3 separate regions of the Homo sapiens genome follow, and all the other regions are linked to region 1. Evidence: read pairs that join two places in POLR2A ChIA-PET (ENCODE). Cell type or tissue: A673. All regions are shown on one strand. Links, peaks and the distances in the headings refer to the core of each region. The heading gives the core; the rest is flanking DNA.

Region 1 (10,741 bases), core at 3,855-8,854:
AGTCTGAGCATCATGTGGCCTAATGTGGGGAAGGTGGGGAAAGGGTTGGAGGCTTAGGCTTTGCCTCTGCTGCTTGGTGTTGGGCAAGTCAGTTATGCCAACTTCCCTCATCTGTAGAATGAGAAAAATATCAGAGTGCCTACCACACACAATTCCTGTGAAAATTAAGCACATAAAGCAATTGCACGTATTACATGAATTCTCAATATGATTAATTAAGGAGTGCAATTTATTATAGAGCTTACCTGAAAAACAGAGATCAGCAGGCAAGCAACAAAAACCTTTTGGAGGCGTAAGAACACACAGCCATTTCTTTTGAAAGGCTTGGTCCCTTGAAGAATGTTAAGGATTCTTCAATTGTTAAAGCTGTGGGTTGTGCTTGCTGGGGGCAAAGTTGGCTTATAATGGAAACGTGGAAGCTTCAGCATGTTAAGAGTAAAAAGAAATAAGGAAGTGTTTACCTTTGCTTTGTCTAAATATACTTACAGTAATAAAAATTCATTTTATTGTTGCATTTCTTTAGGAAAAAAATAATGTTGTTACTGTGAGCCCAAATCTAGCCCATAACTTCCTATCCCTAAATATTTATTATGGTAATGTGTATATTTACAAAAATCTAGCTTTTTAGGAGAGTGAAATTATATCTTAGCAGAGGATTAAAATCAAGCAAAACAGACTACAAACTATGCAATAGAGAGAGTAAACCAGTTTCCTGAGTGATATCGGCAAGTCTTAGGATTCACTGGAAGAAAATTAAAACCGGCAATACTGTTGACTATTTAGTAGCTGGAACCAAAGTGTCTATAACCAGAGCAGAAGCATGTTGATTCATTTTCTTCATGGTGTGTAGACGCCGGGATGTTTCTGAGCTGCCTGCCCACCAGTGCTCACCACAAAACAGAAGTTTTCCCAGACCCTTGCAGGGAAGCGTGAGTGTAGAATCAAGTGCAACTCAGGCAGGCTGGCCTTGTCTGGTCTTCCCCAAAAGTCAGCAGAAAGAAGATAGAAGCCAGAGTCTGCCTGGGAAAGAGGCCTGTGGGACTCAGAAAGCATTGGGTTGCCCTTCCTGATGGACAGTAACTGGATTAGATGCTCTCCAATTAAACAAGTTGAGCACCAACCCTCAGGCTTTGAGACAGGCAAGACTTGTCTAGAAATTCACTTTTCCAATCTAGCTTTAACAAGAAAAGAAATTTCTAAATGGAGATGTCAAAACAATTGTAAAGGGAAATGTCAAATGGAAATTTAGATAATTCTGCTCTTTTAGTGGGAGTTCTAAAGCTACAGATAACATGGACCAAAGCAAAGAGGACTGGAGCCAAAACGGACTTAACCAAGATGAGTCATTACTGCAATTTCCAGATCCACCACTCATCTGTGAAAGCTCATCATGGAGAAGATAGCTGCACACGCAGCTGAGCCCTTGGGGTCTGCATGGCCCTTGCCCAGCCACACACGCTGTGGTCTGAACTATCAGAATGTCTGTACCTCCCAGGACAGATGGCACGTGCCATGATCAAAGACACCAGGAGAAAGAAAAGAGCAGAGCAGACACGGAAATGAGTCCTCTGAGAAGGGCTGATGGCAATCATTTACTAATGAGAAAATCCATGTGACTAGAGTGACAGTCCAAAAATCACCTTTCAGAGAAGCAGCCCGAAATGATGAAATCCCAGCCTCAGTGGTTGAAGGGAGTACAAATTGGGAGCTTCTTATTTTTCAAGTGTGTCAAACATCAGTTAATAATCACCAAGGCTCAGGTACCTACAGCTACAACTGGTGAGTCTGTTCCTGAGGAGCTGTCATTTGCATTGGGTCCATGAGTGATTGTGTCATTGTGTCTTAGTGAATTATTGTGGATGAGAAGTTCAACACCAGGACACATCACACTCTTTTACCAGGTACACAAGCAGTAGGTCTGTATGGCAGCAACCAGGATATCTGGAGGTCAAAAAGTCTTGATATTGGAAAATTATCCTAAGATGTACAAGTAGAAGGTAAATGATAAACCTTTAATTCCCTGCTACTTGTGAACTCTGCAAGGTGCAGGTCAGTTGACTTCTGAGTGGCTCAGGTGGCCTATCAATGAAGCTCCACTGACACCTGAAGGGAGGGGCTGGGCTCTTCAACTTTTCCTTCACTGAGCAGGCATGGTGCCAGGTGCTGGGGTGACAAGGTGGGGACCCAACAGAACAAGGAGACATTGTTCCCACCTCCAAGAATCTTACCACCCAACTTGGGGGAACAGATGGCAATAACTACAACAAAGCAGAAGAAGAAACCTAATATAATAGGCACACAAAGTATCAAATTCAAAGCCCAGAGAGATTAATTCCATCTGGACCACAGGGGACAGAGTCATGAAAGAGGGGGCATGTGAGCTGACAACTATTAGGAAGGAATTAATGAGGACCCTAAGGAGGATGGAAGCAGTAACATGGAACAGGAGGAAAGGACCCATGACACTAGCAAGACAGGACCGGAGAGAGATGTGTCTATCTACTTCTTCATCAAGAAGCTCATGACAGACAAGCTGAACTATACCTTAACATAAATAATGTAATTTGTACTTTATTTCAGTAATCAGTTATAAGTATGTAATTATTTTATATGTGAACATACATGGTAATTATATACTTATATAAATGAGATATAATTATATATACATATGTACATAAAATAATTATAAATATATATGTGTGTAACTATTAAAGAAGTTAAGAATGATAAACTTAAGCAATTTAAACTATTTTTAATAATACTTTGGATTTTTTTATCAGTATGTAATATTTGAGATTGGAATAGAGGACAAAGGGAAAATCTGATGATGACTCTCAGGATTTAAGTGATAAGTCATCTCACAAGTGTTAGGTGTGAGAAAAAATCTTGAATTATTTGATGGTAAAATATTTGCCTTGTCCCAATTGCTCACAGGCCTTTTAAATCTAAAGAAAGAGAGCACCCAATGAGACAGATGATAAAATTAAATGTAAATCCCACTGAAGTGCAAAAACAAAAACAAAAACTATATATTGCTGCAAAGTCCTGTAAGGATCCATTAAGGAATTCCAAAGGGTGGGATGTGGGAGGCTGCACTTGGCTCTGCTCCTATAAACGAGGATGCCATCCAGGCACTGCACTTTGAGACAGACAAGAACTGAAGGAATTTCAGAAGGTGACCCAGACAGTTCCAAGAGAAGTAACTAGCTTCATATTCATTTCATCTTTATACAAATGAAGGGTTGGCATAGGGAAGACCAACTACATTTGATCTGTGGCCTCTTAGGATAGAGCCAGGGCCAATGGGAAGAAATAAAAGGAAAGACCATTCTGTTGAGTAGCAAAGAGAAATTTCTGGCCTGAAAGATGTCCTCTTTCAAGAAAGCAGGGGTTTGCCCATGGGGGTGTTCATGTGAAAGTTGGGCTTGCGTTGTATTTCTCGAACACTATCTTTAGCTTCCTTATAAATATTAATGATTTCATTTCCATAAAGCCTATGAGACAGAGACTCTTATTGTCCCCATTTTACAGATGAGACAAATGGAGCACATAGAAGCCACACAACCTTCCTAAAGTCACGCAGCTGGAGGCCGCACAGCCAGATGGCTCCAGAGGACATGTCCTTAATCATGATGTTGCTATTTAGCAGAAACATCGCTGCAGAAAGTCAGACCACAGATGGGGACTGGTGGAAACCAAACATATGACTACATCAGTCTACAAAAGCATCATGGTATTCCCACATAATTCAGAAGCATGCCAGGCCATTCAGAATCTACAGACCAGAGCAATCATGCAAGATAATGGAAGATAATGACAAAACAATATAATGACAAGATAATGGAAGATAGTGACAAAAATATTCTGAGCATCATTGATTTAGTCACCCTTTATTTCATAAACATCTTAGAATTTTCTTCCCACCTTTGTTTATTATTTGGTGTGATTTTGTGTTTTTTCTTCCTAATCTTTTATTAATTTATTTTAAGTGACAAGTAAATATTGTATATATTTATGGTATACAAAATGTATTTGTATTTTGATATATGCATACATTGTGGAATGGCTAAATTAAGCTATTTAACATATGCATTATCTCACATACTTATATTTTTGTGATTAGAACACATAAAACCTACTCTCAGTAATTTTTAAATAAACAATAGATTATTAAATGTAGTCATAATGATGTACAATAGATCTCTTAAATTTATTCCTCCTGTCTAATTGATTTTGTGGTCTTTGACCAACAGTTTCCCAACACCCCCAGCCCCCGCCCCCAGGTAATCACCATTCTACTGTCTGCTTCTAAGAGTTCAACTTTTTTATGCTCTGCATATAAGTAAAATCATGCAGTATTTGTCCTTCTGTGACTGGCTTATTTCACCTAACATAATGTCCTCCAGGTTTATCCATGTTGTCCCAAATGACAGGATTTCATTCTCTTTTAAGGCTGAATAGCATTCTATTGTGCAGATATACCACATTTTCTTTAGCCACTTATTCGTGGTATTGATGAACATTTAGGTTTGCTTTTTATTCTTTCCTTTTCAACTTTTATTTTAGAATCAGGGGTGCATGTGCAGGTTCGTTACATAGGTATATTGCATGATGCTGAAGTTTAGAGTATGAATTTATCTGTCATGGGAACAGTAGATACTGGGAAATACAAGAAGGGGAAGGAAGGAAGGGGGGTAAGGGCTGAAACCATCCTTCTGTTGGGTATTATGCTCACTATCTGGTGTGAGCTTGAAGACCGATCATAGAGGAGTCCATCTCAGATTCCACTCAACAAGAAAGCATTAGTAATAAGCACTGAGAAAAGCAAGGGCATGATCAGAAGGCAGAGGAGCCTTGAACATAGTAATGCCAGGTAAGAACTTGCCCTCCACTGTCCCAAAATGGCGCCCATCACATGGGTTTCAGTGTTTCCTTTATCTCATACCAAATTAAGAAAGTATCAGAGATATTGTCTCTCACCTGTTAAAATGACTATTCTCAAAGAGCTGAAACATAACAAGTGTTGGCAAGGATATAGAGTGAAGGCTGCCTTTGCACACCATTGGTGGGGATGTAGACTAGTACAGCCGTAAGAGAAAACAGTGCAGAGTTTCCTCAAAAAACCATATGACCCGGCAATCCCTCTTCTGGGCATATACCCAAAGGAAGTGAAATCAGCACCCCGTTGGCATATCCACACTCCCATGTTCATTGCAGCGTCATTCACAATAGCCAAGATACAGAAACAACCTAAATGTCAGTTGAGAGATGAATAGATAAGGAAAATGTGATGTGTATACACACAATGGGATATTGCTAAGCCTTGAAAAGTGGGAAATCCTGCCTTTTGCAACAACACGGATGAGCCTAGAGGACATTAGATTAAGTGAAATAAACCAGACACAGAAAGACAAATGCCATATGATCTCACCTATTTGTGGAACCTAAAAAACCGAACTCATAGAAATAGAGAGTAGAAGGGTGGTTGGTTACAAGACAGGTCGGGGGTGGGGGAAATGCAGAGATGTTGGTCAAGAGCACAAACTTTCATTTATAGGATGAATAAGTTATGGAGATTTAATGGACTCATGAGAACTATAGTCAGCAATACTGTGTTATATACTTGACATTTGCTGAGACGGTAGATCTTAAATGTTCTCATCATTGAAAAATATTGTAACTATGTGAGGTGATGGATATGTTAATTAGCTTGATGGTCGTGATTATTTCACAATGTGTACATATTAAATATATCAAAACATCTGCTTGTACACCTTAAATGTACACAATTGTTATTTATCAATTATTCTTCAATGAAGCTGAAAGAAAAAAGAAAGTATCAGTGTTCTAGATAGACCAACTTCTCAATACCTTAGAAATCCCTACAGTGGCCACAGCCAAATACTAAGTTCAATTATATTTCTCATCTCAAAGTGGGGTCTGGGTAACTCCCTGCCAACAGCTTAGGAAAAGCCTAGTGCATCAGAGCTTCTTAACATGTTTCTGAACAAGATTTCAGTAGTACTGGACATAGAGGACTTGATTCTTCCAATTCAGAACCCCTGATACAGGTCAACTACTGACAGTTCTGTTTTGCGGTGGTTCCTAGTATGGTACCTGGCCAAGGGCACACTAGATCTTTGTCAAGGTAATGACTACTTTTTATTAAATGCTTTCCATGTATCAAGTTCTGTGCCAAGCACTTGACATATATCATTTTATTTTATCCCGTGAAGTAGTTATTGGTATCTTCATTTACAAATAAAAAAACAAGCTTAGTACTTAACTCACTGCCTTGAACATAATTATTGCTTTAAAGGTAGCTAGGATTCTTAATAGCTATTATTACCAAAGCATGAACAATCAGTAAAAAGCAAACCTGAGCATTAGCCCCAGGACCAATCTGGTCACAAACATATTAATGAATTGAACAAATGAGTGAGTGGAAGGAAGGAAGGAAGGAAGGAAGGAAGGAAGGAAGGAAGGAAGGAAGGAAATGAAGACAATACAACCAGAGTTGTTCCTTTAATAACAAGACAAGGGAAAAAGAGAACTGTCAGAATAAGTGTTAATTATAATATCCAGGGGTGGGATACAGAGGTTTTAGCATCTGCTCTTTGCCAAGCACTGCACTTATTCCTGAGGAATACCTGAGGGAAAAAGTATGGTTTCTCACAGGATCTAGTTGGACTGGAAATATGACATTCATATTGGAATCCAGTGTCTTTTTCTGAAAAAGAGAGTTCGTTCCAAGCTTAGCTCACATGCAAGCTAAGACAACCACTAGAAATTACTCTCCCCAGGGCAACTAGCATTGCAGCAGCTCAGGGGCCCAGACTCTTGGGCACCAGAATAAGGACCTGGACCACTGATAAGATAACTATATCCATATTTCATGCAAGAAAGTACTTAGCTCAGGCTTTTTTTTTTTAAGGGATGTTTCTGAGTGAACTAAACATCTTTCTGTTTGAAATTGAATAATGAACCCCAAATGTCTACTTTACCCACCTGAGATTCCAGCATTAGATAGTCACTCCTTTGACTCCCAAAAAATGTGAAGTCTTTTACTCTATCTTCCACTACAATAAATCACATTGGAAAGATGTTATATTTTAAAGCTTTTCAGTATTTTAAGACAATGAATTGAGCAAAATCTTCATTTGAACAACTGATTGAGAGAAAGGTACCAGAGAGAAAGAGTTAAAATAGGCAACTAGGGAATGGGCCAGAGAAACCTAAGGGCTCCCATCTTAACCAGGGTTAGCCTCAGGGCATCTCAGTCCATTCATTCTGGGAGGTGTCACATCATCACATCTCAACTTTCCCTCTGTATATGCAACAATCACTGGTCACTGGCCAAGCAATAAAGCTTCACATTCAGCACTCAGCTATGACTTTAGATGGATGGCTGGGAATCCCACGATGTCACTCCCTCATCAGAAGCCTCTGTCCTCACGAGGAGCCCTTCCGCTGGAATTTGTCCAGTGCCATGGCTGCTGATTTAACTGCACATATTGGGAAGCAAAAAGTTTAGGTCCTTCTTTACCTAACTCTTCTCACCAATTCCTGAACTCAAAAATGTGTTAGAACCCTGTGCTAAAACATTCAGTGAAGTACCAAGCTAAACCTAGGTATTTCATTCTGAGAATAAAGAACGTTTGCCTCCATGACAGTTCTTGTTTAAGCGAATAACACAAGTTCGCCATACTGCATGTGGTTCCTTTCAGTAGTTCCTACTTCTAGGAAGCCTAGAGAATGAATTCAGGGACAATAGCAGTGCCGGTGCTAGTGCTAATTTTTATCAACCTGCCCAGCCACAGAAGCAGCTGAACATATTTACTGGGAAGCCACCATGAGCAGGCTAGAATTTGATGCTGGGAACACAGACACAGGTAAGAAATGGTAGAGCTCAACCGGGCACTGTGGCTCATGCCTGTAATCCCAGCAGAGGCCGAGGTGGGTGGATCACCTGAGGTCAGGAGTTCAAGACCAGCCTGGCCAACATGGTGAAACTCTGACTACCAAAAATGCAAAAATTAGCTGGGTGCAGTGGCATGCACCTATAATCCCAGCTACTCTGGAGGCTGAGGCAGGAGAATCACTTGAACCTGGGAGGAGGAGGTTGCAGTGAGCTGAGATCGTACCACTGTACTCCATCCTGGGCAAGAGAGTGAGACTCTGTTTCAAAAAAAAAAAAAAAAAGAAAGAAAAAAGAAATGGCAAATCTTCATCCCATCCTTCTCCACCAACCATGAACAGGATATGACAAGGACTCTTGTCCATTCGTTTACAACCTAATTTTGTTTGTAATCTTACTAATTAACATAATTTCACTGAAGTAAAACTAATTGAGAAAATATAAAACACAGACTTAAAAAGAGAATTTTTGATAATATATGGAAAAAGGCAGAAAGACAATTGCACACGGTATGATTAGGGCTCTTAGTTACTTATTTGCAACCTAATTTTGTTTGTAACATAATAATTGACATGATATTTTAAAAGAAAAAAATGAGAAAATTTGAGGGGAAAGCAGAAAGGAGAGTTTTCTATAATACAGTATACTGAAATAAGAGGAAGGCAATTCAATGTTTGAAATGCTCTCAGTGGAAAAGGTTCTCCTGACATATCTACCAGGGTTCAAATGTTGAGCCCCCAAATCCCACTGATTCCTGCTCAGCGTCCTTGCAGTCACCATCCCCTGGGGGAAGGTGGTGGCTGGTGGTAGCACAGCCCACATTCCTTTCTTCTCCACCTCCACTCTTACCTGCAAGGCACTGCAGAGTGATGGTTGAGAGCACAGACTCCGCAGTGCCCTAGCCTGAGGCTGGCTGGGCTCTGCCCCTCAGGAGCTACAACAGAGGGTGTACAGGGCAAGCTCTGGAGGAACACCTCGGGCACCCAGGGCAGAACCCTCCCCATCACCTGGAGCACAATGTACCTGATGCATGCATTTTCAAGAAGGTAGATTTTGGCTAAAGATGAGAGCTTCGACTTTTCATTAGATGACACGATGAGGTAGACCATGTCCTGCTGATTACCCGGACAAGGAAGTGTCCCAGCCAGTCATAGAAAGCAGGAGCTTACTGCCATTAGTGTAGTGCCCTAATGAACACAGCTGTCAAGCCAACAACTGACTTCCCCCTTGCAACCAGGTGTGTCTGTGTGGCCCAGCTGGCCGGGAGATGTAGGAGGAAGTTTCCTGCAGGGATGGGGAGGAGGCTCTGAGAAAGATTTTGTTTTCCAATAAGAGCACCAGGTACATTGCTGGGACGGCTCCCTCCCTGTGCAGCAGCCACCCAATAACCACAACATCATTAAGTAATGTCAAGAAGGCAATGCGCTGAGACTGGAGAGCAGAAGAAAGCATCACTGGGCTAACACAGCAAATGTGGAACCCCCTCCTTCAGCACCCCCTGGTTGTGAGATCGTCTTTCTTGCTGAAATCACTGTTAGGCATGCCTAACTGACATGAATGCTACTTTTGGAGCATGAGTGAGCATCTACTGTTCAGAAACAATGACATCTTAGTGGCTACAGCCTATAACTGGCCATCCATTCATTAGCTATGTAATTGTCAGTCATTTCTCCATGAAAGTACAATAACAAAGAGGAAAAGCCTGGCTTCCTTCAGAAGAAACATAGACCTACGCTTCGCTCCAGGAGTGAGCTAGCACTACTTGCTGAGATCCAACAAGCAGGACCTATATTTTTAAGCCTGAAGTTCCCAAGTCCTCCCTGTTTCTCTGTTTAAATTCCAAATATGTATAAAAATATGAACTATTATAAGACACACTTGTGCCTCTGAGAAAATCTTGGGCAATCTATCACTGTAGCTTTCGTGTCTTTGCTAGTTTCCCATGATTCTGCAGGTTTTCAAGAGAAGTATTTGTGGCAGAGCACCATTATTACTAATAACAGTATCTGAAAATTACATAGTGCTTTCCTATCTGTAGCACTTTCATATATATTCTGTATTTGCAGATAGTTCTAAATGACCAAGAGGTTGCTGTTTCTTTGAATGCAGGATAGAGTACAGTTGACACTTGAACGATGCGGAGGCTCGAGGCGCCGACACCCACACAGTCAAAATCCCCTGTAGCTTTCGACTTTCCAAAAACCTGTCCACTATTGACCAGAAGCCCTGCCAATAACATAAACAGTTGATTTTATCCTGTATTGTATACTGTAGTCTTACAATAAAGTAAGCTATAGAAAAGAAAATGTTATTAAGAAAAGCATAAGGAAGGGAAAATATATTTACTATTCTTTAAGTGGCTTACTTATACTGGCCGGGAGATGTAGGAGGAAGTTTCCTGCAGGGATGGGGAGGAGGCTCTGAGAAAGATTTTGTTTTCCAATAAGAGCACCAGGTACATTGGTACAAGGATTACTATAAAGGCCTTCATCATCATTGTCTTCACATTGAATAGGCTGAGGAGGGGGAGGAGGAGGAGGGATAGGTCTTGTGTCTCAGGGACAGCAGAGATAGAAAAAAATCCACATATAATAGGACCCACACAGTTCAAATCCATGTTGTTTACGGGTAAACTGTATATGAAAAGTGAGTATGGTAAAACCATCCATGTTTTTAATATGCAAATATAAATAAGATGAGACAACAGGCTAAGAATGAAAGGAGCATAGAGAAATGGAAAAGGAGCTAGATAGGGTAATAAAGTAATATTAATTAATAATTCAGTAGCCCAATTTCTATGTACTTTAAAAGCTGTAAAAAATG
Region 2 (10,741 bases), core at 5,144-10,143, 260 kb before region 1:
CTATATGGCAAGATCAGGAAAATGTAAGAATCCCACAGAGCCATGGCTGCTGTGGTGATCACGCTGTGTTTTTTTGGGGTGCAGAATCCTTGCCTTTGGACCTGGGAGACACTCCTCCCACGCTCCTCATTCTGGCCTCACCAGCTCCGTGAGACTCTTCCGTCTTCCCGGTTCCTCCTCACTTTATCCCTCTGTTGTTTCAACAAGGAAATGGGTCTCATTATAATCTTTCATCTCATTCTTCTCCTTGTCATGATGATGAGATAAAGTACAGAAGTCAAGAAGTGCCTTCCAGAAAAAAAAGGATTAGACTCCTTCCTTCATTTCAGGGTTTTTCTATAATGAAAGATACAGTTAAGCCTGTTAGTTCTATCATGACAAAACAAACATGAAATTTGGAAAAGTTTGATTCAGTTTTTCTGTTTGTAAATTCTTTTGAGTAGGTTGGCTGCTATGTTTGGTTTGGACTTCAATGGACAAGGAAAAGGGAAATAATTCCAATTTTATTTAGCAGATTTAAAAATTAAAGTATAGATACTTGCATGTACTAAAAACAGAAAAAGTTATATTTTGAGAAAATGGATTTTGTTATAAATCAGCTATCCAGAAAAACTAAGAATACCATGGCTTTTAAACCATTACAGAGCTGAGGGATTTACCCACTGAGGTATTATTTTAAAGGGAAAACAAAAACTCAAGTGCAATGGTTTAGGTCAATAAACACTGCACTTTTCCAGGCAAGGCTTGTGAAGAACTTCCTGTAGCTTTCCACAGCGCGAAGGGGACGTGCAAGTTCACATCTGCACACCTAAATGTGAGCCTCCTATGAACGATGCTCTCAGAAAGAGTCCCCCGGCTGGCAGAACAAAGGCCAGGTCCAGGGGTTACTTACAAGGCTCCAGTGATGGTCATCCTAGAGCCAGAAACCGTCTGCTGGAGAAGCCCAGGTAGTTCCAACCATCATCTCACCTTGCAAAGCCACCAGATGCCACAGCGGGCCCCTGGCCGTGCAAGCTTCTAGAGAAGCTGGAAGGACCTGGAGGAGCGGAGGCAGGGCTGTCCTTGGCTCTGCTCGGATCTGCCAGGGAAGGCTTCCTCGGGTGAGGAAGAGGCACGGGGACCTTGGAGAGGCCAGGGGCTACTTGTGGACACTTCATTTTTCTAGTCTGCCAGGTCCTAGAAAGTAGAGCTGGCCAGCCAGGACACTCTCTCCTGCAAAGCCCACCCAGGGGTCGCCAGGACCCACTGGATGGCCATGCAGTCATGGCTGAGCCACATGGCCAGACTGACCAGCCAGGGGCTGGCAAAAGGCCATCAGAACATGAGTGCAAACATCAGGTACATTTTCAGAACACAAAACTTTATCCTATCTTTAATCAACACCACAGTAAAAAAATATTTATTCTTTAACAGCCCACCCTCTTTGTTCCAGCTACAAGTCAGGAGCAGACGCCTGACCCTTGGGGAAATCTCCTGGGTGGGACCCCTCTCTGAGGGCTGGGCTCCCTCCCCCACTAGGGCCCTCCAGAGACTGCCAGCCCCAGGCCTGCGCCAGCCTCCAACCCCCGCCCCCTCCCTCTTCAAGCCCTACTTCTCTGCCGGATCTACTTGCTGCAGGAGGCAGACATCCCATGGTGGGAATACCCGCAGGCCAGTGTGTGCAGCGACGTAGTGCTCAATACTTGGATGGCTCACCTTCCTGCCACGGAGGTTTAGGGCCAGGGGAAGCAGCTCAGCCTCAGTGCCTGGGCTTCCCAGAAGCACCCCGCTCGGACATCCAGCCCAATGCGCCTGCTGCTGGCCTCGGGGACAGGCTGTTGAGGACAGGCTGCCAGGCCTGAGCAAGCCTACGGCACCAGCAGGCTCAGCACAGGGCTGGGAGTGGGTGGGATGGGAAGTGAGTCTTCAGAGAGGGAGAGGGAAGGAACTAGAAACAACCACTTAACATCTATGTGGAGCCTGGGAGCATTTGTGGAAGTCATCCCCCTTACTGTTGAAAAGATGCAAATTTGGTGAAATAATCAGCTGTATGGCTCCAGGCTGTTTCCCAAGTACCCTGATTCCTAACAGGAGCGAAGGTATTAGTGTAAGACACCAGCAAGGCCAAGTTCACGTTGCTCAGAGGTAGCCCCTAACCAAACTCCGCCAAGTGCTGCAAAAGAAGATTTGTTATCTCAGGAAGGCAGTTCATCCAATAAAGCCAAAAAAATAAAAAATTAAAAATTAAAAAAAAAGAAGAAGAAAACAAACCAGAGTCCTTAAGGCTGGTTAAAGGGGAGCAAAACAGCCGAGCCCACCGGCACTCGGCACAAAGGGGGCCACTGGTTGTGTTCCCACAGTACCCGCTTCCTTGGCAAAGTGGCTCACATCACTGCAGAATGAAAGGCAATTAAGGCAAAGATATTTTTCCAGCATTGTTTTAAGTTCCACATCAAATATTCTTTCAGACATTCAAGAATCCACTTATCTCCAAATGAAGGGCAGAAGCTAAGCTAGTGATTTTTTGCATAGGATCTGCTCTTTATGGAAAGCATGTGAACGACGCCAGTAGATTCTGCGACATCGCGACTTCCATTAGAAAAGCGCCCAGTGAATCACTTCATACAAAGAGAGAATCCTTTCTGGTTCCTCAGGCTTCCCTGACCTCTTACCCCCGTTCCAGTTGGCAAAAGTTCGGGGACAAATTAACAAAATGGTTAAGCATGGCAGTAGATTTCATGCAGAAAATTATTCTTCGTGCCTGCTCCATAGCAAGGTCTTTTAAGTGATGCGGTTACAATGGACCTAAAACGCCACAGCCTGTAAACTAAATATTTCATCAATTTGCTGAGTATAAATTATATCTTAAAACTCCAGCCCTCTAGGATCAGGACATAAAGTGGCCGTTCAGTCAAGTGCTTTGAGCACTGCGATGCAAGATGTCTATAAAATACTTTACTAGGTTTTCATGTACAGTGAATTTGAAATAAGTGTAATGGAAAAACAAAAAAAAATGTATAGAAATTACAAGCTGCTATTTGATTCCTTTGTAAATTCTCTGGTCATGCCGGCTTTTTGTTGCCTTTTCCTTCTTTCTGAACAACTGAAGAAGACAGAACTTAGAATTATGAAAGATGGTTTTTAGGTCACCACCACATGAAGTAGTTGATTGGGCTTATAACTTGGTAAGAAATTGAACTTGAATTAGGCTCTCGTGTGTGTGTGTGTGTGTGTGTGTGTGCGCACGCGCGTGTTTCATAAGCTCTTAGGATACAGCTATATTTATGCATTGTGTATTTAGTTTTCCTTCATTTTCCCCTCAGAGGATGGAGAGGGTGCTGTAATTTTCAAAATACTGTGAAAAACATTTCTACAAATTGCTTTGCTTGTCTGCCTATATACGTTAAGCAGCACAAAATAAGCGAGGGGACCCTTCATCGCAAAACCTTTTTTTTTTTTTTTTTTTTTTTGCATTTTCTGTAACAACATAAAATCTGCTGTTATGACAAGAAGTCTGTAGTTCACTCCTTCATTTATAATTTAACCACAGCCTATATAACATAATCCAAAAAATATGGGGCATGATTAGTGTAAAAATCAAACACAGTAGAGGCTTTTTGAATACTCCAAGAACAAAACAAAACCAAAAAAAGGAGAGGGGAAGAAAACATTGCAGCCATCTGAATATATGTGGTATTTCTTTAATACTTCATTTTAAACTACCTAATTGTGTTTTTAAGCTTCGGTTTCTGTAATTTTGCAAGACGAGGCATTCCAGTGAGGAAACATATGGTGAGGGATTTTTAAACCACACAGCGAGAGTGCATCATAGACTTATCTGCTGTTTTAATGTCACAAAAATCCACCACTGAATTTATCCAGTCACCCATTAAAGAAAGAAAAGAATTAAAGGAAAAGGAGGTTTTAAATCCCCTAATGCTACAAGAATGAGTGAAATATGCTATCAAGTTCAAGTGAGAATGGTGCTGGAGCTTCAGGACTTCTTATAAGACCAGCAAACAGCAATTAGCAACCTGAAGGCTGGAGAGTTATTTCAGGAGCACTGCAGACAGCCAGTGTCTCAAAGCGGCCAGCCGATTCTAACCTAGCACCTCTCATCACTTAGCTTCCTAGATGCTCCTGTTCAGAATGGTCAGTTTTAACTTTGTTTCTCAATAGGTCAGTAGGCAAAAAGATATATAAAAATATCTCTATCAATTGATCCATTAATTGATAAAGAAAGGAAGGAGAGACGGATGGATAAATAGATACACGGACATTTGCTTTTAGTTTTTAAGTCCTGTTGTAATGGTCACTTAAGAATAGTTGCCTCTATATGAAAGGGCAGCTGTCTTAGGATGGTCTTTTTTAGGAGAGCTACTGAATCAGCAATTTGCGCAGGTGTTGCGGTGGCAACAGAAAGCTCTGATGGTAGCAAACTTCAACATTCGGACCTAAGTAAGATCTAGAAAGGGATTCCAGACACACCAGAGTGTCTTTACAAATACCTACGCAGCTCCACACACAAGGGGTGTGTGGGGGAGTGCATGCGTGTGTATGTGGTATTTCCAAGGGTCCTCCGGGCTCACACGCATGCAGGGAGATGGGGGTGGGGACAGAAGCATCCAGACATGAAGCAATGTATATCATTATTCAAATTATGTCAGATTCATCCTTAAATTACACTGGTGTTTCTTATCAGAAATTGTTTCATATACTATAATATGCTGCAATAAGTGGACATTAATTAATGCTAAATTACAATGGAATTACATATTATATCCACATGAATACTGAATGACTCTATTATGAATAATATTATTACAGTAAATATTCAAGGACCTGTAAGTAGTTTGTCGCTAATTACAAAGTGCTGACAACTACACATGACCTTAAGTTAATGTAAACTTTTAAATATAACAGCCACACAGCAAATCTTTGATTAATGCTGCAACAAAAATATAGCCGGAGACGTGATGAGCAGAGTCGAAACGCAGTCCACCACTCCTTCTGGAAGTCTGATTTATCTGCAAGACAGAAGCGTCTCTTGGCTTAGAATTCCATGCAAGCTCTATTCTCTCAGCACAGACGTGTGTGGCTCTCTGTTCAGCTAATGTTTTTAAAAATCCACGCACAACTTCGCCAGAGTCTCTGGTTGTGGTGGGTGGTCATTTTGTCTTAGAAGGGAAAATCCTTAACCCTTTGCCACTTTCTACTTAAAAGATGTCAAAATGCTCTGGTGGCATTCTTTTTTTTTTTTTTCTTTTTGCACAGTGAAACGGAGTGAGAACAGTATAAGGTGTTAATCTTGATAATTAGGGCACAAAAGCAATTAGAGGTCTAAAAACCTTAAGGCGCCGAAAGTGATTTTTTGTTTATTTGCTTACCTTATTAAGTTAAATATCTGTCTGAATTAATCGCTAATGAATGTAAAGAAGGCTCAATAGCAGCGGTTTAATGAACAGCCGTGTCAGTTGCATTTTACAGGGTCCCAAATCATCGAAGATTGCAAGCCAACTTGCTATTCAAAATTACTTTTCTGCCCAATTTTCTGTTTGCAAAGCAGTAAATTATTTACATTTATTGTGCTTATTTAAGCACTTAAATGACTATGAATGGAGTACAGGCACATTTTAAAAATATAGAACCATTACACAACTCTACTGCTAGAAATTCCCGTTATTTTCCCCTGAAGACTGCTTCCTCTACTTTTCTAATCTCTCTTTTACAACAATTCATGAAAAAGGGCATTATTACATTGAACATGTTTTAATAAGTTATTTATTATTTAACATACTTTAAGAGGCAGTGCCATAGAAGTTACATTACACACACTAAGAACGGTCTCTTTCAGACCTGCCCAGTTGCCTGAACCTAAGTGCTTAAGTTTCCTGAATAAAATTATTCTGTCTTTCATTAGAAACAAATAAACGGTGCTTTTCACCATTACTCACATCATAAACATTGATATTTGAAGAGATCTATTATACTAATTATTGTCTTTGGAAATTATCATTTAATATATTTACTTTCTTTAATGGTTATTCTTTTGAAATCAGTGACCACGATTTTTTTTTATATGTGCAGCTGCTCCCACGCACAGGTCCACAGCCTTAAGTTGCACTTACATGCAGGGAGACCCAGCCTGCGGGAACAGTTCCCGATGTGCTCTCTGCACATCCACAAAGCGCCCCAGCTACGTCGCTGGGCAGCCAGTTGACCACGGCCAAACCCGTAGATGGTCCAGATCATCAAACTGAGGTTAAGAACGCATAATGAAAAACACAAGAAGGGAGAATGGATAGATAGACTCATGGTAGCAGGAAAAGGAAGAAAAGAAAAAAGGAAGGAAAAGAAAGTAAGACCCTTGGCAAGAGAAACAGAATTCTAGGTGATCCTGCTAGCTAGATCGGGGTCAGATTCAAGTCGTTCTTTTCAAATCTTTCAGATGACTGCAGTGGAAACTTTCTTGTGTTTGCGAACGCAGACAGACACTCGACACCCAGTTTCTCCATGGACGGCATGCATTTACATGCATAATACGGCGGATGTGCCCGCTCTGACTGCAGCTCATTTCCTAAGTCGCAAGAAACGCTGGTATTTTTCAAAAGTGATTTCAAAGAATTTGTGTATGTGCATGTGTGTGCGCACGCGAGCGTGTATGAAAGCAGCCATATTTATTATTCAGACTTAACTATTTGCGTGTATTTTCCCAAATGATACCAGGGGCAGCGTAACATCTACTGTTAAAAAGCCCCATGCTATTCATAAGAGATTATACTGGAGTAAACATTACAGTAGCAGTAATGATCTAATTAAAAGAATCAGACATACTTAAAAGAGTCCCTTCTTTCAGGAAGGAGGGGAGAAGAAAAATCAATGAGGCAATCCATAGTCCGGAATGGGGCGAAGCATTTTACTGTGATCAAACACAGTCTATCTAGTACATATCTGAAGTCCTCTGGTCTTTGTTACTTAATGTGATGCGGAAGATCAGAGATGCGTGCAGTCTGTGTTCCAGGGTTCCAGCTGAGTCGCTGTCATATGTTAAGCTTTTTTTTGTTTTAAGTTGGCTATAATTCTACCTTACTCCAAGTGAACAGTGTTTCCATTAAACTAAGCATTTCCCCAAATCTGGCAAGAACCTTGCATGGGGATTTTCCTGAAGCAACCTAAAGGTGACCCTAGAGCACACCTACGAATCTGGGTTTGCACGGCACTGAGCTCCGTGCCGGCTCCCGTATCTCTACCCTCAAGAAACACAGGTATTGTGTGTGCGTGTGAGATGCAGGGTGACAGAAAAAAAGGGAGTGCAAGCCCTATATCACCAATTGTCTACATGAGTGCCAACACATATGTCGGCTTATGTTTGGAAGACATTATTTTTTCCCAGCTGCTTTCTTTTGTACCTACCTCCCAGCACTTGAAGTGGGGCCTGCAAACCGGGTTTGAAATGTGGTCAGACGGAAATGCAGTAGCCAGGACAGAATGGGAAACTCAGGAAGGAGGCTGAGGTGGGAGTCTCCGGTGTGGCCGGGAAGCCATCCCCCCAGGAGGCCACGGGGGGGAGCTGTGGCTCTGCTCAGGGCGGCCACAGCCAGTAGCGGGGAGGAGAGGGCGGAAAATATACTGTAGCAAAGCGATGGTGGAAGAGGAAAGGTAGGTTTTATAAGTTCCTGAATTTTATGACTATGCTGCAACGGTGGAATGTCCACTCAATCTGTTGCGAAGTTAGCACAGAAAACATGCACTGGGCATATTAAGTACAGGATGAAATGGTGCAGTGAATATTTATTAGCAAAAATATAGGTTCTCAAAAACAGAAATAAAACAGGGTAATAGATGAAGGGAAGAATAGATTTAACACTGAAATAAATATCAAAGGTGCAAAGAAAAGGCAAAATATAGTGTTCAAACAAAGCTGTGAATTGGGTCCAGATTTAATGCTCCCCTAGGGAAGAAAAGGTTGGACAGACTGCTGGAATTGAGATACTACTTTTAGTACACAGTCCCTGTAATGCTGTCAGCTTTATTTCCTTTGACAAATGTGAAATAAAATTTGTCAAAGTTAGGGCTTGGAAAGTTGGCTATTGAAAATTCAATTGGTAATAACTAGTATAGCCTAGCACTCCGGAGATTTTTAAAGGAGAGGGATGTTTAAGATGCTGGGGTGCGGGGGGAACCGTATTACATATTGTATTTCACTTTTTAAAAATTTAGCAGTTGACTTAGGCAGCTGGATTTCTAAGTTTCCTGTTAGCTGGGTTCACCGTTAAAAGGCGGTAATTTAAAACCCATTTCCATGATAACTACAATGATATAGTAAGTTTGAAAATATTCTGGTGTCTACACAGAGGAGGGCTCCTATGATCTCACTCAGCTTGGGGTCCACACGCCACGAAGACTTTGCTTGATCCAGTTCTATAGAAGTGCAGGGCGTGATTGCGAAGTCAATGCTACCCTCATTCCACGCTACAGAATTCCTGACTCTGCTTCTCCTTCCACCATGCATTGGACGCGTTTGCAGTGCAAACGGTGATTTACTGGGAATGTTTAATAACAGACTTTTCTTGTCTTCTCAATGTGCTGCTCCACAGCCCCAGCCTTTCCCTTGCTGGGTGCATGGCAGGTTTTCCAGGGAAGCTCTTGGAAGCCACTTCTCTCCCGTGCTGCCCTGCCGGTCCCACCCCCGCCCCACCCCTCACCTCTGCTGTACTTGGGAACAAAGCCACGTATAAGAAAAAAAAGAGCGACTTAGCCTGCATATGGATATCCAGGGATATGTCTGTTTTCCTGACTGCCCCAATACACTCTCAGTGTAATCAGGAAGACAAAACAGTCTCGCCACATTTTCTGCTTCTTTCTGTGGAACGGAATCTGATGTCTCCCAGCTGCATTCATGTCCCTTCAAAGTGGGCAACTTGGCATTTACTCCCGCTCTCTAAAGAGTCACCGAGGGCATTGGAAATTTCGGCTGCGAACCCGGAGAGCGGCTGGCTCTGCTGCGGCCGGGCTGCCGTCGCTCCACTCCAGCTGCCGTTTCTTTATTTAAGAAGAACTACAGAAAAGACCTTTAGGAATCACCTCTTAAGTCATTATGGCATAAGGCACCTTTCTGTCTTTATGACATGGTGGGGGGGGGGGGTACGATATTTAATTGAAGATTTTATTTTTAATTTTCGCATTCTTACCATGTGGTCATTACTTTATTTTTACATTTTCAGCCCATTTTCTTTCCAGCCCATCGCAGGAATTGGGCAGTCAGCAAGAGCCAGAGAGTGCTGGCATGTATCATTACATTCTCAAGATGGCATATTTACTGCGCTTGCCAGCAGGGTCGCGCTTCTGTCCTAGTAAATGTAGTGGAGTATGAAAAAGGCAATTACATCTCACTGGGTGACCTTTTAACAGCCATGACTACCTCCTATCTATACATAATTATTATAGGTGATGATTTCCAAGTATTACAATCTCCTAGAGCCGCCTTTAATTCACATCACATTTAGGCACGTTTGTCACCAGTGCTAGAAATTTTAACCCCCGAAAACTGAAAAAACAGAAGAGAAAAGTGATAGCAATGGATGTCAAGCTCTCAAGTCATCCTAATAAAAACACAGCAAATAAGATGTCGCCCTGTTTGTATTCATTATCAGTTCTTACATGCTCCGACTCTTGCATTAAACATTAGACAGCCTCTGATGCCTGCTTAACAGTTTAATTCCCTCCTCAGTATTCAGGCTGTCATAATAAAATCAGTGAAGCAGGCAAAGTCAAATAAGAGCAAGAGGAGGCATAGAGCATGTAGCACAAGCCATTGTCATCGCTTACTATTCACCCCGCACCACTTACAGGAGCTGAATTCAGCATATGCTGTGGGTGACACACAAACCAATCTCTCCCTCCACCGCTGTGGCCAGCCTATCTTGCCGGTGCAGGGCGAGGGTGGCGCGCGTGCAGAGGGCCGATAGCAGTCCCTTCAAAAGGAACCGGCTTCTGAGCCACTGGAGCTGGCACAATAGAAGCCACTTCTGTCAACAAAGACTGCAGACTAAAGAGCTAGATATCCCCACTATGGAAAGATTAACAGCGCTAAATCCGTTTAGGCCCTTTTTTTTACTTATTTACAGGCTGCTGATCTTGAAGGCTGAATCAGAACAAGAGATTAGCTCTATTAAGTGCTGCCCATTTTTCTGAATTATGTTTTTGAAGACTTGGACAATATGAATAAGGACTCATATTAACCACTGTACGAAAGGCGCACACTCCATTGCAATGACAAAGCCTTCGGAAAACTACTTGTCACTTGCAGTGATCCATTGCAAATACAGTTTAATATATAATTTATATCTACCAGCTGGTGAGAGCAGAAAGGGAGCGATTCCACTCTATTTCTCTTTTAAAAGAGAGAGAGAAAGAAAGAGAGAGAGAGAGAGAGAGAAAGGCTGGCAATGTAGGATGTCACTAACGATAGTAAAATAGCTCAGCAAACAGTTCAATAAATGGTTCAATACTTGTGATACTATCCAAACAAAGACTCGAAGCCATTAATTTTAAAAAGTTCTGTGAATCTTCTTTGAACAGTAAATATTTAATCACGGCAATATGTAAGCTGCCCTCTCATATTTTATCTCCTAACCAGAACCGTGTAGTGAACCTGGCCTTTAATAACTTTGACCAGAGCGATATTTTGCCATTTTTCTCCTGCCATCAAATTATGAAGTGTGTCCAATCCAGCATGTTGCTATTTGCTACCTAATGCGCT
Region 3 (10,741 bases), core at 846-5,845, 260 kb before region 1:
CTTCTGTAAGTTTCTCAGAAGTGAGGACTCTACTCTCAGAAACAGCGTCCTCCCTGCCACAGCCATCAATGTGCATGTGGTCGACACACGCATTCACACACACTCACGGCTCATTAAAATGCGTTGTGAACTTGGCGTAATCCCCAGGATGTTTCTTCATTAGCTATTTTGGATGGCCTCTACCGCACACACATTTCAAGAGCCACGTTCCTTTAATTCTCAAATCAATACACTCTTAGCAATTGCAAGTGGCCAGAAAGGTCACCCTCGAACCCCTTCGGTCCTAGAAGAGTGGCAGAGGAGGGATAGGAAAGGACCCGTGCAAGATCACACAGCGAGAAGATGAAAGCAGTTCATCCTCAGACCTCTCTCTGCTCCATCAAAAGATAAAGAGACATTTGCTAAATGTCATTAGTAGTTCCTATATGTAAGTGGAAGAGCAAAGACAAATAAGACACAGTTATTATTTTTCAAGAGCTCATAGTCTAAGAGTGAGACTCAACCTTAAAAATAGGCTACAACCCAAGACATCAAATTTCAAGTGGGCCAGAAAAGGCACAGGGGTGGAGCGGGCAGAGCTAACTCCAGCCAAGGGGCTGGAGTACTGAGTACTGAGTACAAGGTCACTCTCCGTGGATACGTTGTAGATTGAGTGGAAGACACATGCAGACCTGGCTATTGTCAAGGAGAACCTGCCTTCCACATAGGTAGAGGAATGGACCACCAACCTCGGATGGAAATTCTGGTAGCCTTTTCCCATAAATACAGCATCCTTCTCTCTCTCTTGGCCTCTTCCTATGAACCACCTGATGAAAAAGGCAGTGATGTCAAGCAACTTCTGAGCTCACAAGAGAGATGCAAGGCCGGTGGCATCTGTGTAACAAATAAGCCTGTGTCCCAAGTCCCTCCCAGATCATCATCTTTCACAGTAGCTTCCAAAAAGAAACATGTTGCTATCCCATTGGAAAGGGCAAATGAGGTCCCAAGCCACTTACCCAAGGAGAATAAAAGGTGGAGTGGGCAAACCACCCAACCCAAGCACAGAGCTCTTTCCACTAATCCCCATGGGCACACCCTTGAGAAACTCTAGCCAGACTTGCTGTACTCGCCAAGTCACGCCCCAGCCCCTACAGTGTGCAGGGCTCTGCGGAAGGAAACACGTAAGAGTCCTGCACTCATAAGCTTGTGGTTTGCTTGGGAGACGTGTGAGCCTAAAGTTAACTATCTCTATTATATTTATTTTACATGTAGATAATATTTATATGCATGGAATATTTTCTTACATTATGTATGTGTGTATATACACAAGTGTGTGTGTGTGTGTGTGTGTATATATATATATATATATAGAAAGAGAGAGGTAGGGATGGAATAGGCATGGATGTGGAACGTGTGTATGGCAGTAGTGGTGGGAAGTAGGAGCAGGTCAGGACGCTCAGGGCACACGGATCTGACCACACATGGATCACCCAGCAGTGACACAGATACTCAGGTGATCAAACCGGTCTGGCAGAGTAGTGATGAGGTAAATGAAACCAGGAAAAGAAACCACAGAGCAAGAAGAAGGGGCAGCATCACACCTCACCTTTTCTGGGATGCAACCCCACTTCTGCTCAGGGTCCTCTCTCAGACCCACCTGCCCCAGCACTTCCAGCCCTCAGCAACATTTCTGTTTCCCTGAACTCTTGTAACACTTGGCGTTGCTTCCACAGAACTCAGCTCTGTCTTGCACGTTGTCTTCCCAGAAGTAAACACATATGTGGGCATCTCATGTCTGGGTCTCCTCTTTCTAGCGTGTGCTCTAGGGGAACACTCAGTAGTCTGGCAATGGCCTAGGATGGCCCAGACCAACCAATAGAGTCTCTACCGTGAATCTTTTTTTTTTCTTTTTTTTTTTGAGACGGAGTCTCACTCTGTTGCCTGGGCTGAAGTGCAATGGCACGATCTCGGCTCACTGCAACCTCCACCTGCCAGGTTCAAGCGATCCTCCTGCCTCAGCCTCCTGAGTAGCTGGGATTACAGGTGCCCACCACTATGCCCAGCTAATTTTTTTTTTTTTTATTTTTAGTAGAGACGGGGTTTCACCATGTTAGCAAGGCTGGTCTCGAACTCTTGACCTCGCGATTCGCCTGCCTCGGCCTCCAACTCTTGACCTCGTGATTCACCTGCCTAGGCCTCCCAAAGTGCTGGGATTATAGGCGTGAGCCACCGTGCTCAGTCTACTGTGAATCTTAATGCTAGCACCTGCTGCCAAGTCACTTGGCCTCTCCCGCTGTCACCTACCTCTTCTGTAAAATGGGTGAGTAATACAATCTACCTCACAGGGTGCTACAAGACAGTAGACAGAGCTCAGCCCATTGTGCAGCACACAGTAAGCACCCGACAAAAGAGAGTGGGTAACCCTGGCAGCTGCAACAACTGCACAGGTGATCGCAGCTAGTCCTCAGTTTCCCCATTTGTAGAATGGGTACTAAGGTGTCAACTCTGCAGAAGTTTCATGTGGAGAGAATAATGTACACAAGGAGCTTGGCACATAGTAGATGCTAAAATTATTTTGTCTATGAGCAGCAGGTCTATATATTTTATATCCCCAGAGAGCTTTGCTGAATGTAATAGACACTCCATAAACACTTGTTGATTTACTGAGAAAAGAATTCCTTGTACTAATTACATGCATTCACACTGATGCAAACTGACTCTACCTGTCCATTTAAAGAGAAAGAAACAAAGCATTAAGCTTCCTTCACGGCAAAGGAGCATCAAATCAACAAGCATCACATTGCAGAGCTCTGTCTGGCCAGGTCTTGGGATTCTCAATTGCACATTTGTGTATATGCTTCAGTCAGGAGGACTATTCAGTCTGCCTCACATCATTTTTAAAAGTTTGCAGGTTTTCAGGCTCCAAAAGTGTCATTATATTTGGAATGGAATTTTGCCTCCTCCACCAGTAATGTAATAAAATCTCTGAGTCTGAGAAAAAGTCAGGAAAGGTCAGATGTCAACCAGGTTAACATTAAAATTGTTAGAAAACAGGAACCGTAATTTGGGGATTGAAAAAGAGGCAGAATTCATGTTGTAAGTGCAAGTGATCTGGAAATAGATGTTTATCTTGGCCATTTTCAGGGAAGTGACATCATATCGTGTGTCTACTGGGATATTACTCCTGCATTTTTCAATCCAGATTTTGGCACTAAAGTTGGCAAAATTAGACCATTTTGTTAAACTGATCTTGGAGGCGTCCACCTCCCGAGCACATTACAACACACCTATGACATGACTCTAGAACAATGGGTGAAAAATGGGCCATAAAACAGGAATGGCCTGCTTCATGTAAAGTGGATTTTATAGTGCAGGTGTACCTGCATTTATCGATACTGTAAAGCAGCAAGATTGTGCCACCATAAAGCATAATATTTGTTTTAAAAAAGAGGAGGAGAAAAAGAAAATAACAGATCCGCCTATGAATTTAAAAATTACAATCAGAAAAAATGTAAGCCTGTGGGGCACTTTATAAAAAACATTTGTCATTTTATTATCTTAGATTGCGTACACTTTGTCAGAGGCTTTGTAAGATATGTGAAACAAAAAGGCAATTTGGGGGAAAAGAAGAAAAAAGGAAAAAGAAAAAAAAGCTTTGTTGAACTGAAAAAACAGTTTCCACACCTACTCAGGAAAAGCCACATCTTGAAGCATCTGAAACCCCCGACTGTGGCTGAAATATCCAACTGGTGGTGGGCTTGGGTGGTGGGAGAGTGGCTTGCCCCTTTCGGGTATGAATGGGAAAAGTCTGAATAGGAAGTCCTGCAGGAGTTTTTTATTGCCTATTTCCTTTCGGGAAGATGGCATTGTTTCTCTCTACAATGACTAGGGAAGGGGTGTAAGTAAGACGGGTTGACAGCATCCTTCAAAGCTCCTGCTGGCTGCAAGAGTGCATGGGTTGGTATTTTTTTCCTTGCAGAGCAGATCTTGGCTATTTATAAGTAAGATCACGCTGGTGCCTAAGTTTCCCTTCCCTAGAAAGGGTTCTTGGCATAATGTTTAGATTAAGAAAACGGTCTAAACACAATGCAAGAAGTATCTCCCCACCTGCAGCGCTCCGTGTTTAAAAGTCAAGCTCTTTTCCCTCCCATAGACAACAGCTCCAGAAATACCCCTCTGAGCAATCAGGACACTGAACAACCACCTGCCCAGCAAGCCAGGAAAGGGCAGCTTTGAACAGTTTCCTCTCCTTCTCCTTGACACATTCTTTGCCAAAAAAAAAAAAAAAAAAAAAAAAAAAAAAAACATTCTCCAATGTTAGTGGACTTGGACACAATGAATTTCATCTGAGGGGTTAAGAGAGGGCACGCATTTAGAGCGAGAATAAAACAAATGTTTAAAAAACCCATTATTGGTTGCATTTCAATCCCTGCTCTCCGTTCTTCCTCGGCGCCAAATGCCATCCGCATGCTTGGTGCAGATGTTGTCACAGCTGCCCGCTCACATTGCTGACAGGATGCAGTGTGGGCTCCACCACTCAGGATCCCAGGAGGGTGACCCAACGAGACATAAAGCAAGGACAACTGCAGCAGAGCCTCCAAACTGCTGCCAGGGGGAGTCTCTCTAAAATGCAAATCTGAGCACAGCACTCTCCTGCTGACAGCCCTGCCATGGCTCCCTATTGCTGCTCTCCAGGAAAACTTCCAAGATCCTTAACCTGACATAGAAGGGCCTGCTCAGTGTATCTCTGCTTGACTCTTAAGGCTTGCCTGTCTGTGCTCTCTTTCCTCCTCCCACCAACAATGGATACACTAGCTAGCCTTGCCATGCTGCTTATAGAGGCCTGAGCAAAACAAACTGCTCCAGGCCCACTGTTTCGAATGTTGCTCCCATCTTTTTGACCTGTCAAACTCCTCTTCATGCTTCAAAACCCTACCCAGCTTCTCCTCCTCTATGAAGCCTTCCATGATCCAACCATAGCCAGAGTTAATCCTTCTCTCCTTGTACAACATTTTCATCTAAACATAACTTCTTGCATGTTCTAGTTATTGCAGGTATCATACTATAGCCTACATGTGTGTCTACATGTATGCCCTTAGGGTCCCCCACTCCACTGGTAAGACAAAGCCTGAGTTTTATTTCACCTTTTATCTTCAGCACCTGACACAGTGTCTGGCACATATAATGTGGAGAAAAGAAAAGAAGGGAAAGAAAAAAGAGAGGAAGAAAAGACAGGGAAAAGAGAAAGGAAATGATAATCAACTGTGTCACTCCAGAGTAAAAGCACATCCAGGAAGCCAAGTCTGGAGCTACTGAATAATATTCTTGGTTGGATTTTTCTCCTTCCCCTGACCTGGAGTCTGTAGAAGATGAGAAGACTTTATATCCAAGAAACCAGTTTCATCTCAGGTACAAACACGCAAGTTCACTCTACTCCATGTAATGTGCATCCATTGAGCACCTATTACATTCAAGAACTAAAAATGTACCAACTTGTTCAGAAAAAGTTGTAAATAAAATAATAGGATTGAGCTTCTCAGTTCTATGAAAAAGCCACCGTCTCTTCTCTCATAATAGCACCTGTGAGGTTTTCTTGCTGCTGGAATGTAACATGACATCTGCATGTCACAAACACACAGAAGGATTGCATTTTTACCATGCCGTTATTTCCGTATTTTCTCCTATATATGTCCCCCCTCCATCTAACCATGTAACCTCAGATTTGCAGTGGACTACTGAAACAGTAAGTGTGTTATATAAATAACCAAACCATGGTGAAGGGGAATAGGACATGTTAAAATGTGTTTTTATTTAAAAACAAAAGATACAGTGATGTATGTAGCCATGTAAGGCTAGAGCATCACATTTGGCCAGTGTCATTACACCATAAAAAGGCTACCAAACTTTTGAAGCAGTAGGGATTTTCTGTATCTGGTCATTTTTCCTCTAGGGTGTGTGGTCATCAACATTTTTTAAAACACTTCCTAATTTGGAGTTGGCTTAGAAAAAGATCACAGTGTCTTAGAGATACTCCTAAATATGGGACATTTATATATGGGAGGCATACCTATATGGTTTTTAAAAAACCTCCATATAATCTCACCAGTAAGTGCCTAATCTCACACAAGTCACTCAACCTCTTTGTGCCTTTGATTAATCCTTGATTTTACTACCACAGAGCCGGATGGAAACTTAAAAAATTATTTATTTCTGTCCATCAAATGCATACTTATAAACCCCATAAGAACTTAGGATATTATAATTGAAATGCTAATAAACATAGTGGCAATAATCCAACCATAGAAACAGCGATAGGGAAAGAAAGGACAAAAGGCAGTGATTGACCACTGGCCCTTTCCTGAAACAGGAGCCCACCGTGGCTCTCGGAGTGGAACTGATGCTCCTGCAGCTCCCTCAAGACAGGTAAACAACGAGCTCCGGACCTGCCTCAAACCAATCAGGCAGTGGGTATTGGGGCCTCTGAGTCAAGGCCAATCAGGAGGCAGGTAGCATGCAGGGCACTGAATCGAAGGACCAATCAGTGCATAGGTAGCTCAGTGGGCCTGCCTTCAGGCCTGGGTACCGCATCCCCAGGCCCGCATGGCACACCCTCCTTCCTTTCCTCCATCCTTCCCTCCCTCCATCCACCCTTCCCTACTCCATCCACGGTACCCTCCCTCCATCCACCCTTCCCTCTCTCCTTCCTGGCTTCTGGATCTTGGACTCTGAAAGCCCATTTGGGAGAAGGAAGTCAAGCACTGGAGCACCTTAGGACCTTTCTTCCTTCAAAACACCTTCCACAGTTTTCGAAAGCAGGCTGTTTCTCTCTCCTGGGCATGGCTGGGCCTTTTCCGATCATGGGGATGGGAGAGCCACTCAACAATGGCGCTCAGAACCAAACCACGGCCGGGTCTCCTTCCTCAGGCAGCCGCCTTACCACTGAGTCAAAGACACCAGGAGGCCCCCCATTCAGCTGCTGGGGAAAATGGGAGGTAAAGGTATCGGTGCTGTTCTCGCGGAGTCTTTCTCAAGATTGACCTACTATAAAAAATGTTTATATTAAGGAACTCATTTCCACCCCAGTCCACACCCAGCAGACCTAGAAGGGCCGGTGACCTGAGCGAAAAGTATACGGCTGCCTCGCTAGAGATTCTTCAGTCCAAGAATAAAATTAGCTCTTTTGTTTCACTCACAACCCACAAGCGGAAAGAGCCAAAAAGCCCCCTTCCTCTCTCGCCCACCCCTTCCCTCCTCCCCTCCTTCTCTTCCACTCTCTCTCTCTCACACACGCGCACACACGCGCACGCACACGAACACACATGCACACACACGCGCGCACACCGCACACACAGAGGTGTGGTCTTGTTCTACTCCCACAGTTTATGTTCTCAGCAGCTCCAGCGTATCTCATGCCTGGAAATGTCTGAATCTCCTGCTGGCTCGGTGCTGTGACTTGGGGATTTTTTTTTTAAAGGTTCTTTTATTATAAGCCTAATGGGTCCTGCATTCAGGCTCATGATAAACAGGCAGCTTACTGGGTAAATAGCAAACAGCTTGCAAGCTTTCGGGGGCTTTACAACTCTGGTGAACTGTTCGCAGTGGCTCTAATTTTAACATGCTTGAGGTCAGCAAAAACAATAACAAGTGCACATAAAGCACGCTTAATTCCAAAGTCTTCCCTGTGAAAAAGTTGAGTGCATTAACTGTGAGCTCTTGGCAGCCAAACCTTGTTACATCTGTAACACATCATTTGGTTTATATTCAAATCAATGATTGGCACATAAAGCTCTAACAAATTTATTTATCTCCTAGCCCTCTTCTAAATAACGGCTTGCAAAGGCCATGGTTGTTATTTTCTTGACTTACAAACCCACAGCCCCGTCCAGACAGAGTCTGTTGTACTGTTTCTGTATACCACTCACTCCTAAAACTCCTGTTAGCTTCTTATTTTTCAGGAAACGACGTTTCCTTTAAAAAAAAAAAAAAAAAAAAGCTGATCATATGGTAAAAAACACTAAAGATTTTACTTTTAATAAGAACAGTGTGTCCTTAAAGCGGCATATTTAGCTAGCAGAATGTTAACTGCAAGGTAAGAGTGTTGTTTTATACCCTCAGTAACCAGACCAATTATCTGTAAAGTTTTTTCATATTTAATGCATCCCCAGTCTCCTTTCACCATCTGCCCTTCCCCCTCTAACGTTGTGGAATTTTTATGAGATAGGACAAAAATGGGCATTTCCCTTATTACCATCTCACTGTGGAAATCAAATATGCAAGGAAAGTAGTGTATATACTAATTAGTGCTGAATTCATAATTACTGTGCTCATTGATGGAGATACATTTGAATACATTCAACTCCTTAGGGAGAGGAGCCGGCTGTCCGGGAGAGTTTGAAAAAATGCCCTCAGCCTCTTTTCTTCTTGAAATTAGGGATCTGTGGCATACAGTAATGTTATAAGAAGAAGATCCAAAGTGCCCGCAATTTCTTTAAATATAATTAATCAAGTGAAGCATGTAACCTAATGAACGTATTTGATATAAGCTACTGTTCAAATATGAGCTTTATCTCTGCCTGTGTTGGAATTGCTAAAAGGAAGGGACACCGTCTCATACATTGCTGTTTAAAATGTTACACGGAGCTGGGCGTCAACTGTGTGCATGCTTGTCAAATTAAAAACTGACAGAAAGCCACAATTTTTAATTGCTATAAATTAATAACAATTAGAATTTACAGGCTAATGGGTTGGGCTTGAAGTCATGAAGGTCGGTGCTTATAGAAGGTTGATGAACATCAATTTTCCCTTTCACGCGTGGTTTCTTCTTTGCTCCTGTAACTTCACCATAAGTCTCAAATATCTTCTCCTCAGTGCTTTTTGTTTTAAGGACCAAATCCCATGAAAAGCTTAGCCTGGTATGGCTACTGAGAAGCGAGTCTTCTCAATCACGGTGGAATTAAACTGTTTTCAGGGGGCGGGGGAGGGGGGCATGGACAGTCAACCCCTTCGCATTCTCTCCTTCTCCCAGAAGCAGGTGGGGACCGGGGCTAGGCTCCTGCCTGCATTTATTGAAAAGGAGATCAATCCTCTCCAGCACTTGAGTGAACGGGGGCAAGCGCTGAGGCCCGCCGGAGCCCTGCTGAACTTTCAAATGAAATGCTGGCTGCCTCTATCAAAGCCCACCTTGGAACCAGTTTAGAGCTGCACCCAAGTTCAGAGCCAGGAGGCCAGTGGGCAGTCGGATATGTGGACCCCCTGCCCTGCTCAGAACCAGGGTCCAGGTGCTGGAATTACTGCCCAGCCTTTCGGAAAGGAGCCATATGACCTTGGGGATCAGCATCTCAGCCTTCACCAATTCCTTTCACCGACAGCAGAATTGGATTCAGGCCCCGGGTGGCCCTCCCTACCCACCCCACCCCTTACCCCTGGGCGCTAGCTGCATTGCCACAAAAAGGCACCCACACAGGCAGGCAGCAGCCCCACACGGCCGTCTCTGCTGTGACTTGGGGGGTCCAGCGTGCCTCTGGATGCCACCTCCACTGTGACTTGGGGTCCCTCCTCATGTGTGCGGTTGAGACAGGGCTACACAGACTGAGAGGGCCCCCGACTAGCTCTGCTCAATGCAAAATCAACCCTTACCAGCAAGCAGACCCTATGATGCCAGAGCCACTGTGGTTCCCATGCCCCCTGCTCCGGCTTCCCTGGACCAGACTTGTCTCCCTGCAGAAGCCGGAGAGAAAAGGCCTGATGGGTATCTTTAACCTCTATTTTCCACTCCCGTTCGGCCCTCATTCGACCCCAGGCCAACGAAGTAATTTGGAAGTGGAACTTCACCTAAGTGTTAATGATGGAGCTGGGGAAGTTGCTGTAATGAGGCACCGTGCCGGAGGAAGTACCAGTTGGGATTCCTATTGTAGCCATATGTGAGGCCAATGTTGCATGAATTAACATACGGTAGGTCAAGTTAACATATGTACAGTGAAAAATGACTAATGACTTATCACACCGATGTTATTTTTGAACCTTCCTCCTTGCATCCAACCTTTCAGGGAGGAACAAGTAAAAGCAGTTTATGCCTCAACTGTCCCGGTTCCCCGTGAAGAAGGAGAAAAGTGAAACCATATGCTTAGCAAAGAGAGGAAGGCAAGCCAGAGAGGCAGGCTGGAGGAGAACCAGCATGGGGCACGGCCGTCCTGCAGCAACCAGCCGGCGGGCAGGGGTGCCTAGCCACGCCGCCCCCACCGCCAGACAGCAGCGGGCCGGATGACAGATGCTCCTCTCCCCATCCCACAGGCGACATTTAGTGCCCTCCGTGCCACGAGATACCGGGATGGCTGCAGGGGCACCACAATTAGATCGGCAGGATGTGAAAAGAGTCAACTTTTTTGTTTAATGCCATCAATTTGCGATGGAGGAGACAGGTATTAGCTCGGGGACCTCCGCGGTCCCTGCTAGCTATTAGTTCCCTGCACAGCTGCACCAAACCCTGGATTATGAATCTGCCACGGCGGTCATTCATCAGTTTCACAGTCCACCCCGGCACATTCCAGCAACAACAGAAACAGAACATCTCATCACACTGACTTCAACAACCGCACGGCTAAAATCCCAGTTATCAGCAGAAATGAATTTCATCATGTGTGTGCGATGAGGTGATGAAACCGAGTATAAATTATACGGGTTCAAGCATGCTGATGGTCCGGGGTGCGCAGCGCCCGGCTCCCCGGGGCCGGGGTACTTCCTTTCTCTTGGCTGTCAAACAGGA

What was found. Peaks named below come from ENCODE experiments on the same cell type or tissue, not always from the same donor. Only the 100,000 strongest peaks of a DNase experiment are listed, where the experiment ranks them.
Region 2: POLR2A ChIA-PET joins it to region 1 with 21 read pairs; 4 of 35 experiments call an interaction of 5 or more read pairs at or near these places.
Region 3: POLR2A ChIA-PET joins it to region 1 with 16 read pairs; 4 of 35 experiments call an interaction of 5 or more read pairs at or near these places.

The regions. Positions count from the first base shown.
Region 1 is chr10:129,287,800-129,298,540 of GRCh38, forward strand. No RefSeq gene overlaps it. Among named protein-coding and RNA genes, the nearest start is that of MGMT, 170 kb to the right of the region's middle. In A673, for the core only: no CTCF peak of the experiment used is centred there; DNase peaks (open chromatin) are centred at 5,212, 6,522 and 7,362; H3K27ac peaks cover 4,648 bases.
Region 2 is chr10:129,024,188-129,034,928 of GRCh38, forward strand. No RefSeq gene overlaps it. Among named protein-coding and RNA genes, the nearest start is that of LINC02667, 120 kb to the left of the region's middle. RefSeq lists an enhancer at 9,006-10,724. In A673, for the core only: CTCF peaks have their summits at 7,534 (motif pointing right) and 9,313; DNase peaks (open chromatin) are centred at 6,544, 7,544, 9,324, 9,814 and 3 weaker places; H3K4me3 peaks cover 3,698 bases; H3K27ac peaks cover 5,000 bases.
Region 3 is chr10:129,035,651-129,046,391 of GRCh38, forward strand. It overlaps LOC124902559 (a long non-coding RNA gene), which reads right to left and starts at 1,103. Exons shown (of 2, transcript XR_007062390.1): 1 at 996-1,103; 2 at 1-806. In A673, for the core only: no CTCF peak of the experiment used is centred there; DNase peaks (open chromatin) are centred at 1,101 and 3,941; H3K4me3 peaks cover 88 bases; H3K27ac peaks cover 3,808 bases.